Regions from separate parts of the Homo sapiens genome. Here region 1 is linked to region 2. A link is a loop called in an ENCODE intact Hi-C map of the cell type or tissue named here. Cell type or tissue: endothelial cell of umbilical vein. All regions are shown on one strand. Each heading gives the region's core, and the rest is flanking DNA. Links, peaks and the distances in the headings are about the cores only. Region 1 overlaps LOC105371348 (a long non-coding RNA gene). Region 2 has its middle 19 kb from the start of MON1B.

The links. Hi-C counts contacts between places; a loop is a spot of excess contacts. Peaks named below come from ENCODE experiments on the same cell type or tissue, not always from the same donor. Only the 100,000 strongest peaks of a DNase experiment are listed, where the experiment ranks them.
Region 1: it touches region 2 in a loop (13-fold over the local background); 90 of 110 quality-filtered maps call a loop at or near these places.

Annotation. Positions count from the first base shown.
Region 1 is chr16:75,787,740-75,790,662 of GRCh38, forward strand. All of the region lies in intron 2 of LOC105371348 (a long non-coding RNA gene), which reads left to right. Among named protein-coding and RNA genes, the nearest start is that of CPHXL, 63 kb to the left of the region's middle. In endothelial cell of umbilical vein, for the core only: a CTCF peak has its summit at 1,605 (motif pointing right); a DNase peak (open chromatin) is centred at 1,632.
Region 2 is chr16:77,170,500-77,173,422 of GRCh38, forward strand. No RefSeq gene overlaps it. Among named protein-coding and RNA genes, the nearest start is that of MON1B, 19 kb to the right of the region's middle. In endothelial cell of umbilical vein, for the core only: a CTCF peak has its summit at 1,447 (motif pointing left); DNase peaks (open chromatin) are centred at 1,452 and 2,622; H3K27ac peaks cover 1,007 bases.

The sequences.
Region 1 (2,923 bases), core at 222-2,721, 1.4 Mb before region 2:
TGGTTCTTTTCCTGGCTTGAGTGGTTTACTCACACATATACTAATTATATTCATCTGAGTATTAGAAGGAGACCATCTGGAGCTCTCCAAATTTGTTCTCTTTGCAATTCTCTGCTTTCTGGTACTCTTTCCCTTCTATTCCAGCCACCTGGGCCTTCCTGGACTCTCAGCTCTGTCTTCTTCACTCTGGGAGTCCACTAGGCTTCCCCTGGGTTCCTTATCCTTGCACTGTGGCCTGGAATCTCTTTCAAGGCAGAAATCTGGGGACAGCTGTAGGGCTTACCGTCTTTGTTTCCAGTTTCACATGATCATTTACTGCCTGATGTCCAGTGTCTGGCAAACCACGGTGTCATATCTTTTGTCTGGTTTTTGTTTGTTTCTGGTGGAAAGGAACTCTGGTTTCCGTTATACCATCATGGCCAGAGCCTAATGTAAGGGCCAAGGGAAAGCTTCCTCTTTACCCTCTGAAGAGTCACTGAAAAATCATAACAAAGGGCAGAATAATAGTAGAAATGGCCTACAAATTTATTAGTGTGCAGGTGGGGAAAATTACAGAGTGATTATCGCAACCCTCTAATGGGCTACAGAAACTTATATATCACCTTGAGGTTATAAAAAGAATGGGGCCTCAGAGCATGGCCCAAAACTGGTTATGGTGGTGACATGGTTTGGATTTCTGTCCCTGCCCAAATCTCACGTGGAATTGTAATCCCCGATGTTGGAGGAGGGGTCTGGTAGGAGGTGATTGGATCATGGGGGTGGATTTTCCCCTTGCTAGTCTCGTGGTAGTGAGTGAGTTCTCATGAAATCTGATTGTTTAAAAGTGTGTAGCACCTCCCGCTTCGCTCTCTTCCTCCTGCTCTCACCATGTAGGACATGCCTGCTTCCCCTTCGCGTTCTGCCATGATTGTAAGTTTCCTGAGGCCTCCCCAGCCCTGCTTCCTGTACAGCCTGTAGAGCCACGAAGCCAATTAAACCTTTTTTCTTATTAAATTACCCAGTCTCAGGTAATGCAATGCAAGAACAGACTAATAGAGGTGGTAAAATAGGTTATAATAATAAGACAGATTATGGGAGGGAGAAAAGAGGAGGCCTGGCTAGCAAAGGTGGTCTCGTTATGTAGATGAAACCTCACAGGTATCGGCCCTCAGAAAGATTAGGTGGTATGTTTCTTGCAGACCTCTAAAGGTGTCAGACTCTCAGTTTATCTTTCCTCGATCCAGGCAAGGGAGAGTCTCAGAGAAACCTGGCTGCATCAAGGCAGATTCTCTGGCTTTTTTTCTAAAATAAATTTTTTATAAATAGAGACGGGGGTCTCCCTATGTTTCCCAGGCTGATCTCAAACTCCTGGGCTCAAGTGATCCTCCTGCCTCAGCCTCCCAAAGTGTTGAGATTACAGGTGTCAGCCACCACGCCTGCCTCAAGGCAGATTCTCTACAGATGCAAATCTCCTGACAAAAGACAGCCTTTTAGCCATGATGATATTTCAAGCCCCCTATGAATAGCCGTATATCTTGGGGTGAAATATTTTGGTTTCTTTCATTAAGGATCCTATTACGCATCTTTGAAATGGTGGTTAGGATTATTTTGAGTTACTGTGTTTTGCAATCCACCACTAGGTGGCAATGTTATACAGCTGAGATTCTTTTCAGTAAAGGAACCCTGCAAAGCATTTCTAGGTTATTCTAAGAGATACACGGAATTATATATTTGGTCTTGGTTTGGGTATAACAGTCTGTTTTATTGAGTTCCATTTTATTCCTATATCTGTTATTGTGGAATTTTTACTTCAGTGTAAAATTAGTAAAGTTATTTTGCCTAAAATAATACATGCTATAGATTGAAATGATTTATGGTATGTTCCTCACTATGGTCAGTAGTAGATATGATACACTCGTTAGGGAAACTTTTCACCTACAGGGGATTTAAATATATTTATGAGGGCAGTCATCGACATCCGTTTGTGTCTGGTTTGTAAGACCAGCCCAGAAAAGAATAAGATGTGTCTACTGCCTCTGGGGGCTTCTGTCCTTGTGAGGAGACACACAGGTGGACCACAGGCACAGTCCCAGGCTTGTGTGTGCTCTTCAACTGTCTGGGGTTGTCTAGAAGCTTCCCAGAGGAGGTGACCATTGAGCAGGGTTTAAAAGATGTGTAGAAATTTTCTACTTGAGAAAAGGGCAGATAGCAGTTCATGCCTAACAGTGCAGCAGAGAAAGAGACAGGGACTTAAGCATATCATAAGAAGATGACGAGAGTGGCAGGAAGTAAAAACAGGGACGTGGCCTCAAAATGCCTGGCACACTCCATGTGCTGCATGACCATTTCACATATAAATAGAGTAAGACTGCTAGGGTCCATCTCTGAAGATGATATTGCAGATCGAATTTCTTTCATATTTATTAATATAAAATAATGTCAGTTGGAGATATACAATTTTGCTCCTCACCGGTGGATCATCCTGTGCATATGGGGTAGACAGACCTCCTTGGAGACCCCGCATTAGATGACTCTGGCTGCGGCGGGGAGAGACTACAGGATGCGGGCAGCAGCGAGCACACAGTGACCAAATACAAGGTTCTTGCCCGTCGGTAAAGAATCGGAGCAAAGATCGGCTAGACTTAGATAAATAATTAGGTTGGGCTCAAAAGAACAAAATAAATTTCATCTCAGACACTTGTAAATTAGCAAAACAAATAAATTAAACATCATCATTATTATTATTTTTTGAGACAGAGTCTCGCTCTGTGCCTCAGGCTGGAGTGCGGTGGCGCCATCTCGGCTCACTGCAAGCTCCGCCTCCCGGGTTCACGCCATTCTCCTGCCTCAGCCTCCTGAGTAGCTGGGACTACAGGCGCCTGCCACCACGCCCGGCTAATTTTTTTGTATTTTTAGTAGAGACGGGGTTTCACCGTGTTAGCCA
Region 2 (2,923 bases), core at 257-2,756:
AGAAACAAGAATAATGATGCATGGAGAGAAGTATAGGCAGGGGTTGGGTGTCAGAGAAAAAGAGTTTTCAGAATCTTTCTTTCCAGTTTCTGCTTCCATTTTTCCTGGAGTTCAGCCATTTTCCATCATGCCCGCCATGACTTAACTTTAACTGATTTCATAGCCACTTTTTCAACGAGATGACTGGGATTGGTTTCTCCTACTTTCAACCAAGAATCCTGACCACCATAGTGGGTTTTAGGAGATGGGCCAGTGAGTGGGGAGGCTGTTCTCTGGGCACAGGACCCTGACACAGACATCCCAGCACTGACAAAGCTCATTCCTCCCCAGGGATGCTGAGCTGCTGCAGGAAGCTCTTGAACATCAAGTTATGCCAGCAGAAAAAGACATCAGATTGGAAGAATGTGGGTGATGTTTTGCCTGTGGAGGGGGTGGAGGATAGCCTTGGATCCCTTGAAGCCCCTAGGACATGGGTTTAGCCACCCCATGGCACTACAGAGGGTCACGTGATCTGGAGCTAGCAGGATAGTGCTGGTTTAGAATATTCTGCTGACATCGTCCTAGCTATCGTCACAGTGTTTCCTTAAGCATTAATTTATGGTCACAGTTACTGTAACACAGCTAAAATTTTTTACCATATCTACTCTTTCTAATGGTCTAATAATGAGAAGGTTTTTAGCACACGTGTCACAGGGTCAAGAGAGCAATTACTTTTCATCTGAATTCATAAAACCCTTATTATACTAACACAAAGCACCATATTTTTAATTCCATGTAGTATAAATAAATAAAAAGAAAATAGCCACGAGCATTTTTCTAACCATATGACCTTGAGCAAGTTACGTGAACTCTGTGGAGATCTGTGTACTTTTCTGTAAAACAGATTTACTGAGCATTGCATCATATAATTATTGTGATGATTAAATAAATTTATTCTATAAAGTGCTTAGCACAGTGCCTGGCACATGGTAAAGTGCTGAGTAAATATCAGCTCTTTTTATTACTGGAAGTACCTGGCTTTCCCCATTGACTTGATTTCAGAGGCAGATGAATTCTCCCTTATCCAAAATTATTTCATACACCACTCTGGCCACCAGAGATTCATTCACACTTTGAGTTGTCAAATAATTTCTATTGTTATGCAGAAAATCCTAGTAGAAACCATAAAATGCTACTTAATAGTCATTCAAGCTTTTTATAAAATAGTTTTCAAAGTAAATTGTTTCCTTTATGGGTTTTAATGACGAGAAGGATGAGATTAACCACAGGACTCTGGAGAGAGGTACAGATTTGGGGGATTTACATGGGGGTGGACTGATATCACAATGATCCCTAATTTTCTATATTCACCAGGCAGATGAGCTGGTCTCAGAAATACTCAAGTCTCAAAATCTTTGGAACATATGCTTCCATATCAGGTACATGGGTTTTTTCTGCCATCTAGTGGCCACCTTTGATAAAGACAGTCATCTTTATGTGAGCAAAGGTTTCCCACCTAGAGCACTACATAGGAAACTCCCAGGCTCCCAGGCATCTTTTTCAGTTTACACTTTTCAGGGAGTTCCCCTAAAATTGCCTCTGAAATTGGAATAAAAGCAAAGGTCCTAGTCCTCAGGGAGGCACAAAGCTAGGATAAGTTGTTAGAATAGCACTAGCTGAGCCACTGATTCTCTGGGTGGCTGCCAGCTAAGTCTCTTTTCCTTCCCCAACCTGTTTTCTCATCTATAAGATAAATCACACTGGCGGGTCCCTGTTAGCTCTAATACTCTGGTGTTCTGAGTCCCTCCAATTTTAAATCTTTATTTGGACAAGCATGTCTATACTTGCCTCATTAATTAAAGTAAATCGAGGAGAAATTATAACATCTAGACAACGAAGTTGCTATTCCCTAGGACAACTCAGCGATAAGGTAGTTGAGTATCATGTTTCTGACATCATCTTCCTCTTGGGGAAGGTTTTCCTTTTCAATTTCCTTGTAGAGACTGTATGAATCATGGCTTCATTTATCCTAAAGTCCATAAGTAAAATGCAGATTATCAATGAGCAAGTTGTTTATTTCAAATATGTAGATACTCCTTGACAAATTCTCAAAAGGTTTTATCGCACTGATAATGGACAGTAATCTATTTGATGGGGTTTATTTAAATCGCAATTTTCTATTCTCCGTGCCACAGAAATGGCTTAAGTCCTCCCAAGCTTTTATTCGAAGGACTGACATATTCTCATTAGCATCCCACCTGCTTCTAAAATCTCTTTCCTTTCATCGTTATTCCATCCAAAAATCAGGAGAGAATAATCTTTTTCATTCTTCTTTTTAATTGACAAATAAAAATTATATATATTGATGGTGTCCAACATGCTGTTTTGATATATGTATAGATATTGTGAAATGGCTAAATCAAGCTAATTAAATATGCATTACCTTCACATACTTAACATTTCTTTTTTTTTTTTTTTTTGCAATACAAACACTTAAAATCTACTCTCTTAGCAATTTTCAAGTTTGCCATACTTCTACCCAAAGATTCCACTGGCTTCCTGCCACCATCCTTCAGTCTAAAACTGTATCATGCTGTTCCTGGCATTCTTTGATCAGGGCCTATGAGAGAAATTTATTTCCTGCTTCCTGGGCATTCAGATTCCCAGCAGCTGCAACAACCTGAACTTCCTTTGGACAATTACTCCTTATGATGACTTGAGTGATCTTGGCCTCACTTTCAAGCCCAGGGTGAACCTTCATTGCCTTGGCCCATTCTAAATGAATCATTTCCTGGCCATAGTGATTGGTTCTGGCATGGACACATATCTAACCAGAGTCAATGAGATTTCCACTGAGACTTCTGAGAAATAGATTCTCTCCCATCCCTTCTGGACTTAAAGCAAGACATATGTAGCCACAGAAGCAGCTAGAGCCCTCTTGAGA